Linked DNA regions of Homo sapiens: region 2 is linked to region 1. A link is a loop called in an ENCODE intact Hi-C map of the cell type or tissue named here. Cell type or tissue: CD14-positive monocyte. All regions are shown on one strand.

What was found. Hi-C counts contacts between places; a loop is a spot of excess contacts. Peaks named below come from ENCODE experiments on the same cell type or tissue, not always from the same donor. Only the 100,000 strongest peaks of a DNase experiment are listed, where the experiment ranks them.
Region 2: a loop joins it to region 1, with 3 times the contacts of the local background. A loop is called at or near these places in 6 of 110 quality-filtered maps.

What each region holds. Positions count from the first base shown.
Region 1 is chr21:31,196,865-31,204,864 of GRCh38, forward strand. TIAM1 (TIAM Rac1 associated GEF 1) reads right to left here. Exons shown (of 28, transcript NM_001353694.2): 12 at 6,044-6,148. Among named protein-coding and RNA genes, the nearest start is that of TIAM1, 140 kb to the right of the region's middle. In CD14-positive monocyte, CTCF peaks have their summits at 1,821 (motif pointing right) and 2,024; DNase peaks (open chromatin) are centred at 1,847, 4,407 and 4,877; H3K4me3 peaks cover 1,994 bases; H3K27ac peaks cover 4,251 bases.
Region 2 is chr21:31,103,773-31,111,772 of GRCh38, forward strand. No RefSeq gene overlaps it. Among named protein-coding and RNA genes, the nearest start is that of KRTAP19-8, 69 kb to the left of the region's middle. In CD14-positive monocyte, no CTCF peak of the experiment used is centred here; a DNase peak (open chromatin) is centred at 4,309; H3K4me3 peaks cover 1,880 bases; H3K27ac peaks cover 4,435 bases.

The DNA.
Region 1 (8,000 bases):
GATAAAGAAAATGTGGTACATGTATACCACAGAATACTATGTAGCCATGAAAAAGAACAAAATCATGTTCTTTACAGCAACATGGATGCAGCTGGAAGCCATTATCCTACGTGAATTAACACAGGAACAGAAAACCAAATACCTTCTCACTTACAACTAGGGGCTAAACAATGAGTACTCATGGACATAAAAATGGCAACAATAGATACTGGGGACTACCAGAGGGGGAAGGCAGGAGGAGGACAAGGGTTGTGAGACTAACTGCTGGGCACTAGGCTTACTACCTAGGTGACAGGATCAACAGTACCCTAAACCTCAGCATCATGCGATATACTCAGGTAACAAACCTGCACATGTGCCCCTTGAATCTAAAATAAGAGTTAAAATTATTTAAAAAATTTTTTAAACAAAAAAGGCTGGAAAAAGAGCTTTGTACAAAGTCAAGATAAGAATGATGCAGAGTTCACACATCATAAATGTTGTTTAAATTAATCAATATTTCATTTTCTTTTTTCTTTTTTTTTTTTTTGAGACGGAGTCTCGCTCTGTCGCCCAGGCTGGAGTGCAGCGGTGTGATCTCGGCTCACTGCAAGTTCCGCCTCCCAGGTTCACGCCATTGTCCTGCCTCAGCCTACCGAGTAGCTGGGACTACAGGCGCCCGCCACCGCGCCCGGCTTTTTTTTTTTTTTTGTATTTTTAGTAGAGACAGGGTTTCACCATAGTCTCGATCTCCTGACCTCGTGATCCGCCCGCCTCAGCCTCCCAAAGTGCTGGGATTACAGGCGTGAGCCACCGCGCCCAGCCGGATATTTCGTTTTCTTATGTCAAGATCTATCATCAAGACAATAACTTACAGAGTTCTGACCATGTGTCACGCCTCTCACGCTAACTCCATGAGACAAGCGTGATGTCCATTTTACAAATAAAGGCAAGAGCCTAAAGAGAAAGTACTTTCCTAAATTCAGAAGACCAGTTCATACACAGCTGGGATTATGAACCCAGGTCTCACTGGCTCTAGAGCCGCATTCTTTCCACTACACTACGATGCCTCCCAGATCAGCCTTCACTGGAACACAGGGTATGAACGCAAAGGGAACCTACCCTCTTAGGTCAGTCAAAGGTTCAAATCCAAAATTTATAATAAAAACTCACAAACAAATAGATGTGTCAAATGCTCATATAGATTTTTAAAATTATTACTCTATCTTAAAATGAAAACCAATTTTGAGCCAAGGTCAATAACAAAAAACGTGGCCGTTAGCACTAAAGAGAAGTCTTGATGATTATCTAAACTTGCCCGTATCCCTGACCACACAGCCATTCGTCCAGAAACGATTTTATTCAGGCAGGTAGAAAAGAGTGGCCAGTTTCTTCTCTTTATTTGCTTGGGGCATTTGAAAGGTCAGCATAATACTTGTGACTCAGGAGCCTGAGAAAGCGTTTGCTATAATAGAATGCCAAGGAGTGTGGGGGATAGGAACGTGGACAGGACAGCTTGGATCCTTTTAAACACCTCAATTTAATGCAATTTCCACCAAATGCAACGTGTCAAGGGCATGACTGAATGTGGTTTCAGTGTTATACTTTAGAAATGTTTCATACTGATACATTTACAAATGAGAAGAAATCAGTTATACTACTTTTTCATTCAGAAAATAGCCACCAAAACTCTAAATACTAAATTCAATAAGGTTTACAATGTATAACCTAACACCACAAAATGCTCAAGGAAATGTTATCAACTACGTTCACTTCAACTTATCAGGAGCCTTACTTTTATTTTTTAAAACTTTAAGAGCCAAACCCTTCCTCCAGGTGGCAGTATATAACTGTTTGTTTTAATCATTTCCACAGGATCTAGTGGGACTAGAGCTTTGTGCATAATCTTTCCTATATTTTCATAATACTACTTCCTAGTTTTCTTTGAAATTAGTGTGAATATCACTGTGTCTTTTGCTGGTCTCAGACAACAACTCAGTATCATAAGACAGGCCCGCTGGCCACAACATCCTTAGGCTGGTTGGACTAAAGCCAGGTTTAGTGAACAAAACTAAAACTATATCTCAAGAAGCGTTTGTACTTTAAAATATATTTTCAATGCAACCACGATATCTGGAACTAGAAATCTGGAAATTCAGTAGTTTTATACATAAATGCACTTAATGATGAAATAGCTCACATCTTCCCTTTCTTTTATTAAATCAATAATGTTGCAACTTTCCCTGTTTTCAAAAACTGGATGAGAAGATCACCAGATTTTAAGAAAAAAATTGCTTACCTAGGGCTCTTGAGTTCTCACAAAATCAGGATCATTTCTTTCTCTGTCTCCTTTGGGTGGCTTGGTCTGAGCCACCGTCACGCTCTTGCCTGACGATGACTCTCTACAGCCTTCTATGGGCCCTGGCTGCTCATCTTCTCATGCCCTATGGGCCCACTCATCTGCCATAGTGAGCCTTTCAAAGCCGACAATGCCCTTTCTCTCTGGGGTTTCCTATGGCACTTAGGCTCTACATGGCCTATCCTTTTTCCCTCCCCCCCACCATCTCCTGCATCCCCTCTTTCGTGCCCTCTCCGCCAATCCTCCTCAAACACCAGGTAAGCCACCTCCACCATGGCCACCCTCCCCCTGCCCAGGCCTTAGCCAGCTTTGTTCTCTCAGCCTAGAACATTTTTTTTTTTTTTTTGAGACAGAATCTGGCTTTGCCACCCAGGCTGGAGTGCAGTGGCACGATATTGGCTCCCTGTAACCTCCGCCTCCCGGGTTCAAGCAATTCTCCTGCCTCAGCTTCCTGAATAGCTGGAACCATAGGCGTGTGCCACCATGCCTGGTTAATTTTTGTATTTTTAGTAGAGATGGAGTTTCAGCATGTTGGCCAAGCTGGTCTCGAACTCCTGACCTCAGGGGATCCACCTGCTCAGCCTCCCAAAGTGCTGGGATTACAGGCGTGAGCCACCATGCCTGGCCAGCCTAGAACACTTGTCTGCAAAATACCTCTATGATTCCACTCCCTCTCTTCACTCACTCACCCTGTTCGAACATCACATTAAAAAAAAAAAAAAACACACAAAAAATAAATAAAATAAAATAGCAACAAGACCCACTGCAGATGTGCCATCTCCCTCTCTCTACTTGCCCCAACTTCTTGTCTCTCCAGGCTTTGAACATTCCCTGACATATTACACATTCACATGTATTTTTACTTGTTTCTGCAAACTTGAATACAGGTTCCACCAGAAGCAGAATTGTTTTGGTGTATCCCCAGTGCCTAGAACAGCTAGAGTAGTGCCAGGCATACAAATGCTAAATAAATATTTGCTAGATGATAGCTGGGTGTGGTGGTGGGCAACTCTATTCCCAGCTACTTGGGAGGCTGAGGCAGGAGAATTGCTTGAACCAAGGAGGCAGAGGTTGCAGTGAGCCAAGATCGCGCCACTGCACTCCAGACTGGGCAACAGAACAAAACTTCATCACAGAAAAAAAAAAAAGTGATATCTTTATATTTACAAACCTTAAACTGAAAATCAGCATTTCCTTTTATCCTAAATGAATGTAGGCAACAAACATAGTAATAGTAGCAGTGCCTGTGACTCCGTCACGAATGGAAATCACAGTTATTTTCATATCATGTTTTAGCTGCTGCTAGTGTCTCAAAATATTATTTATGCTCATCGTTACCTCAGAACAGTGGTAGCTATTAGATCTACTGCTAGGTCTTGTAATTTAATGGTCTAGCTATTAGGTCTATGTCTACCTATTAAGCCTTATAATTTAATAAGCTAATAAATAAGAACATATATTACCAATAATTCAAAAAATATTTTTGAGAACTATTTCAATATATTTAGGGCACAGGTAAGCCTATGTATTCTATTTTACGCGATTGAAAATATCATTCTGAGAAGGGGTCTGGAGGCTCCACCAGGCTACCAAAAGTATCCAAAGGACAAAATAATTAAGAACCTTGGTTGAAACAGAGGTTTTGCAAGACTGTGGCATTTGCATCCTTACAGATCTATGGGCTGGAGACCTTCTGCAACAGGCCAAGAAATAATACCATGGTCTCCCTGTACTTAAGATTCTTTTAAAATACATATATAGCTATCTGCATACAAAAATTGTAGATCCAAACAGACTAAAGAGACCACACAATGGGCAAGGCTTAAAAATAATGAGTCCATACAATTTCAAAAACTATGTCTGAAGTACCTATACCTCTTATGTGAAAAATATGAGGAACATGGAACCTGGTTAGGCATGATCCCTATAATTCAGGATGCAAAATACTCATTAACCCCAAGATGCAAAATATATAATCTAATAACTCTTCTAGTGTTAGCAGGAAAGCACTTCCCTTTTTTAAGTAAGAAAAAAGGGTTTTCTTTCCTTTACTCATACAGCAGCACCAAGACTGGCCTTTTCCCCAGGCCAGAAAAAGAATACATCAGCCCTCTCTGTTAAATGTACTGAACACAGAACAGTTACTGATTTAAGTGATAGTTGGAAAAGGGCTCATTATTTTGATAATCTTCTATTGCATAACGTGCTATAAGTGTTACAAAAGCACACGCTCTCTTACATTTCCTTAAAAGCCCTTAAAGGGGCACAAGGTAACTTTTCAGATAACAGAAATGTTCCAAAGCATGATCACAGCAGTGGAAACAAGACTGTATACATTTGTCAAAACTCATTGGATTGTGTCCTTAAAGTTGGCAAGAGTTTCCTTAAATGTAAAGTATACCTCAATAAAGTTGACTAAAAACACAATTTCCTACTCATTTTTAAATCATGCTTCCCTTTTCCAAAAAGAGAATAATACTTGGGTTTAAATGTTCAGTTCCGCTTTCTGTGGTGAAACCCTCTCTGAAGTCACTGTTATTCACACATCCATGGCAAGCAGTCAGAGCCCCCAGAGGAATGACTAAGAACAGAGAGAGCACAGGAACTCCAAAATAGAGGCGCCTTGCTCCCAAAATGTTTCTTTCCTGGAACTGACAAACGCACCACTTTGCTAAAGAGCAAAGAGCTTGTCACTGGGCTTACTGCAATAACAACCATTGTAATTTACCAAGTAAGCATATTATCTCTAATCTTTGTAAAATCCTAGAAATTAAGTATTAGCATTTCATTTTTTTTTCTTGGCTAGTTCCATATGATTAGTAAGCAGGTCTGATTCAGAACCCCAGTCCCATAAGTATGTTCAAACTCAAATATATGTAAATGTCCCCGAGAAGCTATATAAATACAGTTCCAAAAGACTAGGACATAGATGGCAGCTTTTTTCACCCAACAAGATTTGATCCAGCAGTTTCAACATGGCTACGGATGTCACACAAAATTAGAATTAGCACTGTTTTCTGTAACAACAACCAGCTGATTTTTAAGTCACCAATTAAAATAAAAGACTGGCCGTGCGCAGTGGCTCACGCCTGTAATTCCAGCACTTTGGGAGACTGAGGTGGGAGGATCACTTGAGCCCAGGAGTTCAAGACCAGCCTGGGCAACAAAGCAGGATCCTGTCTCTACAAAAAAAAAAAAAATTAAAAAATAAAAGTTCGTCAGCCATGGAGCTGCGTGCCTGTGGTTCCAGTTACTCAGGAGGCTGGCACAGGAGGACCACTTAAGCCCAGTAGTTCAAGGTTGAGGTGAGCTATGATCACACCACTGTACTCCATCCAGCCTCGGTGACAGAGTGAGATCCTGTCTCTAAACAACAAAATAAAAATACTAAAATACAATAAAATAAAAGATTGCCAATGCAAGGAAAGCTAGTATTATAATAATGACTAAAGTTCTATCTAAGAGATAGCTCTAGATTTTGATTTGTCATGATAGCACTGCACTGCTTCGTGCGTAAACAAAGGTGATCATTCCACTCTGGAATACTGAGCTAAGTAGGGCCATCTCCACCAACTTAAGGGCTATGAATGAAGCTCATTTATTTTTGAACTCGTTCCACTCCACCAACTACAATTAACACGAGAACACTCATAATTTGAAGATAATCTCCCATAAAGTGTGCTTGGACAACAGTCATAACATTACCAGCTCATAGATGTCTTCCTCGGGCTGTGGAACATAGAGCTGCATTTTGTTTTCTATTAGAAATTTCAGGCGCAGGTAATGAGCAGAATGATCCAGTTGATGTGTCTGGGACAAAAAAGAAAGAAAGAAAGAAAATGTCTGTTCAATAGTAAATAGGCACAATTAGTTCTCCACCAACATACGATGTATTCCTATGACCAATAGAGTTTGTTGTTGTTGTTGTTGTTGTTTTGAGATGGAGTTTCACTCTTGTTGCCCAGCCTGGAGTGCAATGGCGCAATCTCGGCTCACTGCAACCTTCGCCTCCTGGGTTCAAGTGATTCTCCTGCCTCAGCTTCCTGAGTAGCTGGGATTACAGGCGCCCACCACCACGCCCAGCTGATTTTTGTGTTTTTAGTGGAGATGGGGTTTCACTATGTTGGCCAGGCTGGTCTCGAACTCCTGACCTCAGGTGATTCACCCGCCTTGGCCTCCCAAAGTGCTGGGATTACAGGCGTGGGCCACTGCTCCCGGCCCAATAGAAATTTGATGCTGAATGGGGGTATAAAGTTTCTATACTTCTTAAAAAGTTTACATCGTAAATGCAAAGTTTTAAAATAACTTTCATTGAACACACTGGTAACATTCCAAGGGTATCTTAGGATTCAATGGAAACAACTGACTCACATCTCCACGCCTCCTTATTTGATTCATTGTGCTCTCTAACACTGGTAAAATTTTCAACACAACACAGCAGATCAAAAAGGTTCTTAAATATAACTTCATAGATAGGTGATTAAAGAAAAGGGTAACAAGAAAGGTAAGAAAATACTGTATTTACAATGAGAGAAAAAAGCTGTGCCCAGGCAAAGTTGTTTTTTTAACCACATAGGGACAGTGGGACAGTTGTTAACAGTTCATTTGCAAGCGAGTCAGTGTGAAGACAAGGCTTTTGGACTTCAATCTTATTTATATACTCCCCAAGTGAGACTCCCTCCAGGGGCAGTGCTAATAGGCGTGTGTCCAACTATGGAAACACACTGAATGACTCGCTCAAAGAAAACAATTCTAAAATTGAAATTTTCAAGGACCCTTTAGTCCAGGATGGAACAATAGATTTTTTCTTCCTGTCTAAAAAGTAATCTTTGAATTAATTTTGAGGAATAAGTAATAATACCAACATGGTTTTATAAATCATTCTCAGTAGACAGTCAAGAGGATACAGGGAAAAAAAGAAAATGCTCTCCAAAAGTTACACAGCAACATGAAAATATATTGCTAGAGAGAAAATGTTTAAACCAAGTGATTTTTTTAAGCATCCTTATCTTTTAGGGGTACATCCTAAAGCGCTAATAGATAGAAATGATATAATGTCTGGAATTTGCTTCCAAAACAAATAAGAGTTGGGGGTGGGAGTGAGTAAATCGATAAAACTTAATTTGATCATTACAGATGCTAGGTGATAGATACATGAGAATTTATTACATTGTTCCCTACTTTTATACAAATTGGACATTTTTCACAAAATAAATATAAAACCTCTTCACATTCAAAGCTCTGCAGGTGAGAATTATTTCAAAATAAATAAAGTTAATTTTAACTGGTTCAGTACTCTTTCTACTTACCCCACCCTCAAAATAATATTTTTAAAGCCAAACTAACAGCATTCCAATAACCATTCCAGTAATATATATTCAGTTACACTTAACGAACTCTTAGATACGCCAGACACCATGTGCAGTAGTGAGAATACAGAAACTAATACAACATAAATGCAGTCTTCAGGAGTGTCTGCAGCTGCAGGTAAAAGCTATGTAGATGTGGAAGGTGAGGCAGCAGTGGTTTAGCATTTTAAATAAATATGTACATGCAGGACAGGCAACCTGCATTCTTGTAAAAGCACATTTCCAGAAAGTGGAAATGAGTTCACTCTGAACACATAGCAGAAGGATAAAGTTTTCTATCAGTGATTCTTGGG
Region 2 (8,000 bases), 93 kb before region 1:
TCACCAGAAATCCCTCTCCCAGTGTCTCCATTTGGTCACTGTCTTAGTCTGTTTTGTGCAGCTATAACAGAATACCCGAGACTGGGTAATTTATAATGAGCAGAAGTTGAGTGCCTCATGGTTCTGGAGGCTGGTGAAGAGAGCAAAGATCACAGGGTGGCCATCAAGCAGACCATCTGGAGGCAAAATCCCATATCTAAGAAATTCAGAAGTCATTACATTTCTCTATTATCTAAAGCTACATCTGGCACCAGACCTCTTTCCCAAGAATTTGTAAGTAACTAGAATTTCTATACATCTCCAGAATGCATGCATGTCGAAACACACTGTGCGACCTTTGCTGACATCAAAGCACCAAAATGTCTACAAATGTAATTATTTATAATGACCTGTGTGACTAATATGGTCCAAATTACCCTTAAGCTCCCACTGTAAGGTCCATAAATATCACTAAGGGAAATCCACTGCAGTGCACTCAGTCCTGTCTTACTGAGGCACCCCACTGCACTCCGCTGCAGCATTCTTTCTATCAAATAATACTTTCCTCTTCAAACCTATACTGCTGTTGGTATATTCTTTTACCCCCGTGTATTAGTCTGTTCTTATACTGTTAATAAAGACATACAGGAGACTGGGTAATTTATAAAAGGAAGAGGTTTAATTGACTCACAGTTCCACATGGCTGGGGAGGCCTCACAATCATGACACAAGGTGAATGAGGAGCAAAGTCACATCTTACTTGGCGGCAGGCAAGAGAGAGCATGTGCAGGGGAACTACGCTTTGTAAAACCATCAGAACTTGTGAGACTTATTTTCAATCATGAGGACAGCATGGGAAAAATGCACCCCCAAGATTCAATTATCTCCCAGAAGGTTCCTCCTATGACACATGGGCATTATTACAATTCAAGGTGAGATTTGGGTGGGGAGACAGAGCCAAACCATATCACCCCACAAGCCAACCACTCTCATTGCTGGGGCTCTGACACCTCACCCAGAGGCTGGAAAGTCCAAGATTGAGGAGCTAGCATCTGGCCAAGGCTTTCTTGCTGCATCATGCCATGGTGCGGAAAAAAGAGAGGGTGAGAGAAAGACAGAGAGAAAGAGGGAGAAAGAGTAAGAGATTGTGAGGATCCATGGCTGTTAGCTGCCTAAACATTCACTGAGAAATCACTGGCATGAGGCAGATTGAGGAACGGAAAAAGAGCATACAAATTTATGTAACATGTACACATAGGAGCCTTCAGAATGAAGACCCAAATTTCCAGTGAGTTACAGAAATTTATGTACCATTTTTATGTTACAGAAAGAATGGGGGCTTGGATTCTTGTAAAACAGGTTATGGGAGAGGGGAGAAGAGGAATTCTATTGAGCGGCAATAAGTGATTGCTAGGGAGGATGATTGGGTGGAGAACAGAGATGAAATTGTAAATAGTTTTCTTTGGAATTTAAATGGACTTGGAAACAGCCATTATACTTATAAAAGTTCTGCTCTGGTGTGGTCACATCTTAGTTTTCTTTTCTGCAACAGATAATGAGACAACAGGAAGAGAAAGAAAGAGTCATTATTCTCCTTGGTAGCTCTGTGTATTAGTCTGATTCGTCTGTTCTCAGGCTGCTAATAAAAGACATACCCAAGACTGGGTAATTTATAAAGGAAAGAGGTTTAATGGATTCACGGTTCCACATGGCTGGAGAGACCTCCCAATCATGGCAGAAGTGAAGGAAGAGAGCAGAGTCACGTCTAACATGGTGGCAGGCAAGAGGGCATGTGCAGGGGAACTGCCCTTCATAAACCATCAGATCTCATGAGACTTATTCACTATTGCAAGAACAGCATGGGAAAACCTGCACCCATGATTCAATTACCTCCCACAACACATGGGGATTATGGGAGCTATAATTCAAGATGAGATTTGGGTGGGGACACAGCCAACCTATATCAGTTTGTATCTTAGGCAGATAAAGGAACTTCAGTTTGTTTGGGAGAGCTCTTGGGGATAGGTGGTCAGAGACCTTGAGGCTTCTTCATTTCAGCATGGCAGAAATGCCATATTGTGAGGTATTGCTTTCTGAGCCCCAACAAGTTCAAACTTGTAAACTCCAACTAAGCCCCACCTCCAGAGTCTGTTGCATTGGGGATTAATTTTCCAACACATACTTTTTGGGGAACACATTCAAGTCATAGCAGTCACTAAGATTGTCTTAGTGTGTTGGTGAGTTCGGCCACACGTGAAGCATCTTTACCCATCTGCTGTGGTTTGAATGTGCCCCCTTCTCAAATTCATGTTGAAACTTATATTAGTCCATTTTCATACTGCTATGAAGAAATACCTGAGACTGGGTAATTTATAAAGAAAAAGAGGTTTCATGGACTCACAGTTCCACATGGCTGGAGAGGCCTCACAATCATGGTGGAAGGCTAAGGAAGAATAGAGGCACATCTTACACGGTGACAGGCAAGAAGGCATGTGCAGGGGAACTGCCCTATATAAAACCATCAGATCTCATGAGATTTATTCACTATTATCAGAACAGCACAGGAAAAACCCACCCTCCTGATACAATTACCTCCCACCAGGTCTCTCCCAAAACATGTAGGAATTATGGGAGCTACAATTCAAGATGAGATTTGGGTGGGAACACAGGCAAACCATATCATTCCACTCCTGGCCCTTCCCAAATCTCATGTCCTCACATTTCAAAACCAATTGTGCCTTCCCAGCAGTCGTCCAAAGTCTTAACTCATTACAGCATTAACTCAAAAGTCCACATTCCAAAGTCTCATCTGAGACAAGGCAAGTCCCTTCACTTAAGAGCCTGTAAAATCAAAAGCAAGTTAGTTACTTCCTAGATACAATGAAGGTACAGGCAATGGGTAAATATACCTGCTCCAAATGGGAGAAACTGCCCAAAACAAAGGGGTTACAGGCCCCATGAAGTCCAAAATCCAATAGGTCAGTCATTAAACCTTAAAGTTCCAAAATGATCCCTTTTGACTCCATTTCTCACATCCAGGTCATGCTGATGCAAGAGGTGGGCTCCCATGGCCTTGGACAGCTCCACCCCTGTGGCTTTGCAGGGTATAGCCCACCTCCCAGCTGCTTTCAAGGCCTGGCATTAAGTGTCTGCAGCTTTTCCAGGTACACGGTGCAAGCTGTCAGTTGATCTACCATTCTGGGGTCTGGAGGATGGTGGCCCCCTTTTCACAGTTTCACTAGGCAGTGCCCCAGTGGGGACTCTGTGTGGGGGCTCCCACCCCACATTTCTCTTCCACACTGCCCTAGCAGAGGTTCTCCATGAGGGCCCTGCCCCTGCCGGAAACTTCTGCCTGGACATCCAGGTATTTCCATACATCCTCTGAAATCTAGGCAGAAGTTCCCAAACCTCAATTCTTGACTTCTGTGCACCCGTAGGCTCAACACCACGTGGAAGCTGCCAAGGCTTGGGGTTTGCACCCTCTGAAGCCACAGTCTGAGCTGTTCCTTGGCCCCTTTTAGCTATGGCTAGACCAGCTAGGACAAAACAGGGCACCAAGTCCCTAGGCTGCACTCAGCAGGGGAGCCCTGGACCTGGCCCAGAAAACCATTTTTCCCTCCTAGGCCTCAGGCCTGTGATGGGTGGTACTGCTGTGAAGGTCTCTGACATGCTCTGGAGATATTTTCCCCATTGTTTTTTGGTGATTAACATTCGGCTCCTTGTTACTTATGCAAATTTCTGCAACAGGCTTGAATTTCTCCCTAGAAAATGCATTTTTCTTTTCTGTTGCCTCATTAGGCTGCAAATTTTCCAAATGTTTATGCTCTGCTTCCTCTTGAATGCTTTGCCACTTAGTAATTTCTTCCGCCAGATATCCTAAATCATCTCTCTCTAGTTCAAAGTTCCACAGATCTCTAGGGCTGTAGCAAAATGCTGCCAGTCTCTTTGCTAAAGTATAACAAGAGTCACCTTTGCTCCAGTTCTCAACAAGTTCCACATCTCCATCTGAAACCACCTCAGCCTAGACTTTATGGTCCATATCACTGTCAGCATTTTGGTCAAGGCCATTCAACAAGTTTCTAGGAAGTTCCAAACTTTCCCACATCTTTCTGTCTTCTGAGCCCTCCAAATCCCTAGGAAGTTCCAAACTTTCCCACATTTTTCTATTTTCTGAGCCCTCCAAACTGTTCCAACCTCTGCTTGTTACCCATTTCCTTTCTTACTCTTCCCCTCTGTATTGAGACTTCATCTCAAAAAAACAAAACAAAAAAACAGTGTGTATCACTTCTCCTTTTGCTCTCTTCCTCCTGCTCCAGCTGGCTTCCCCTTTGCCTTCCACCATGATTGTCCATGCTTCCTGTACAGCCTGTGAAACTGTGAGCCAATTAAGCCTCTTTTCTTTATAAATTACCCAATCTCACGTAGTTCTTTATAGCAATGTGAGAATGGACTAATACAATTAATAAAACATTTCAGAGTCATTTCAGAATCTAACCAATGACTTGGACTTTTCCAGCTTGAGATGCCAGCTTTCCTCTTGCCTCCCCAAGACAATTTTATTTTTGCCATGTCAAAATTTCTTAAACATAGTATCTACCAAGGTACAATAGGAACATTTCCTTGTAGAAAGCATGACCATTTCTTAACTTATAAAAACAAGCTCCATGGCAGAGAGGGATCCCCTCTGAGGCCCCACCACATGGCAGTGGCAGCCTGGGATCCCACTCCCGGGATTAGTGATATTGCTGGAGTCTGTAGATCTGAAACATAAGAATTATCCTGGACAAGCTGTCTTCATAAGAGAGCTCTTAATAAATAAAAATCAGACCAACTTTTCTGGGCTATTACAGAAAAATGAGCAAAAGAAAATAACAACTGAAGGGTAGCAAATATAACACCTCAAAATTTGACACTTTGGCATAAGGAACCTTTCTTTTCTTTTTTATTTTATTTTATTTTTTTTTGAGACCAAATCTTGCTCTGTTGCCCAGGCTGGAGTGCAGTGGCACAATCTCGCCTCACTGCAACCTCCGCCTCCCAGGTTCAAGCGATTCTCCTGCCTTAGCCTCCTAAGTAGCTGGGATTACAGGCATGCACCATCACGTCTGGCTAATTTTTGTATTTTTAGTAGAGACGGGGTTTTCCCATGTTGGTCAGGCTGGTCACGAACTCCTGACCTCAAGTGATCTGCTCGCCTTGGCTTCCCAAAATGCTGAGATTACAGGCGTGAGCCACTGTGCCCGGCCGACATAAGGATTCTTCTGAGATGAAGGCAATTGAGAAGAAGCAGATAGGAGAAAAGCTCTCTGCCCTTCCCCTATTTGCCTAAAAGCAAAACAGATTTACATCAGGGTCCCTCCTCTCGTCTTTACCAAAAAGAGATGACTTTACAGCCTTATCAACCTGAAGATGGCACCAGAGGAATCCACATGACAAACTAGCCTTTATCCACCCTTAGTTTCCTTTCTGTTTATTTGCCTTCCCACAATTTGCCACCCCTAAAGACTGAAGGTCCTTTTCCTTGTCTTGTCACTTCTCTAAAGATGTACTGCTCTTTGTTAAAGGTACTATATACAGCAAAGTTCTCAGCCACCTCTTTGACAGTTACTCTTTCTCTGAGTTTTCTCCCATGTGTATATGAAATATACTTGTTAATCAGCTTCTGTTTGCTTTTAATAATCTGTCTTTTGTTACACAGATCCCAGTTAAAAACTAAGAAGGATAGAAAGAAAAATTATTTTCCTCTCACAGGCAATTACAAGTTTTAAAACTCAAATATAATTTTTTAAGAGAATTTCAAGATCAACTGCTTAAGAAAGAGCAGTATCAATAAAACTCTGGTAGAATTCTCAAGTGTGTTCCTTATAAAAATTGAGTGAATAATATAATTTTAAGTAAAACAAATTGTGTATGCCCTGAACAAGATTAAGAAAAATTAAAAAAAAATGAAACAGTTGATGGAATTTCATGTGTATTTGTACTATAGATTTTTTTCTGGTGTGCAGAGTTATAGGAGAAATCTGAAATTCAACCAGAAAAAAATATTTTAGTAAATTTTTCCTATCTTAGCTAAGATATAGATTATGGGTTTTAATTCTTTTTTAATTCCCAAACTGGGGTACTTCAGACTCAGCTATCTGAACATGAATTATTGAGTAATACAGCAGTGACACAGGGCTCACCCACAAATTGCTAGTTTGATTACAGCTTCCATATTTGCTTTAAAAATCAGGCCGGGCGCAGTGGCTCACCCCTGTAATTCCAGCACTTTGGGAGGCCGAGGCAGGCAGATCACGAGGTCAGGAGTTCGAGACCATCCTGGCCAACATAGTGAAACCCCGTCCCTACTAAAAATACAAAAATTAGCCAGGCATGGTGGCATCACCTGTAGTCCCAGCTACTTGGGAGGCTGAGGCAGGAGAATCGCTTGAACCTGGGAAGCGGAGGTTGCGGTGAGCCGAGACGGTGCCACTGCACTCCAGCCTGGGCAACAGAGTGAGACTCCGTCTCAAAAAAAAAAAACAAAAAAAAAAACCAGTACAAAAATTGAACACACTTTCAAGGTAGCTTTTCCATTATTTAAAATTCAATATGAAAATGTTTATTTTTATTCTAATCACTTAGATCACTTTTAAGTCTAGATTAACTTTTATATATTTAACAGGGCGGTGAATAACTTTACAAGTGGATACAAAACTGTAATTAGAATAAAGGCATTTTCCAGCTTGTTCTCTACAAATGCCAATTTTCACTTGATTTGTCAAAACCAGAGCTAGAAGCTTCCAAAGCGAACTTGGCACCATCTCATCATCTCAGAACACTGAGAACATTGAGGCCCTGCAGCTTTGTCGATGTGGGCTGCGGGAGGGAGAGAGAGACACAGCAGGTGGTGACCACTAATTGGTCACAATGATAAAGTAGGTATTATTATCCCCACTGCAGAGGTGCAGAAAGAGACACAGAAGCATTGGTGTTTTGCCCAGGTTCACACAGCTGGTCAACAGAAATGTCAAGGTTCAAGCACACAGGGGGCCCACCCCAAAGCCCATGCACTTCCTCTCCATTCAGACGCCCTGTTCTCAATACAGAGGGGAAGAGTGAGAAAGCCTGGACTGCCCTCGACAATAACTCTGACTTCTCTGTAAAAATTTCCAATTTCTTCTCAGAAACTCCCTAAGATAATTTTGAAAATATATTCCTTCTGACAGCTAAATGTCATAATAAATGTTTTTATTACCAATTTAAGTAGTTTCAAAGGATGCTATGTCTGGCTATGGTAGATTACTGCAGTAATGGTCCCTAAGGAGTCACACTTCCCTGGATCCATGACCCTGGAGAGTTCCTTCCCAACTGGACACACGGCTTGCTTTTGCCAAGGGTTATGAAAAGGTGAATCAGGAAGAAGCCTGAAAATCACTTGTGTTCTGGGGCTTGCTCCTGCTACTCTTTGGAACCTGCAGTCACCATGTAAGGAAGCCTATGCTAGTCTACCGGTGGAAGAGAGACCACGTGAAGCTCTCCTGGCTGAGGTTCCTAGACCAAGCAGCCTTCCAACTGACACATACGTGAGGCCACAGGGTGTGAGAACATGCAGCCCCAGCTGAGCTGAACCGCCAGCTGACCACGGAGCTCCACCAACCCAGCCAAGTCCAGAACTACCCAGCTAAACCCCCAGATTCATGAACAGCATAAGTGCTTGTTGTATTAAGCCACTAAGCCTTAGGGTGCTTTTGTTACCTAGCAATTGATACACTTACATATTATAAAATTTGATATTTTCAAATAAAACTATTATGTCAGTTTTAATGTATCCAGTGTATCCAAAATCCCAAATCAATTTAATGCTCATCATCCATTCAAAGGATACATTTAAAAACTCAAAAATTTCACATCATTCCTTTTTTCTTTTAGCCCCATTTTCTAATATCCTATTATATCCTATTACCCTATCAAACTTCTCTAGAACAAAGATCTAGATAAATGTCTATGTTAAAAGTTTTGGCATTTCCTATGACCATAAA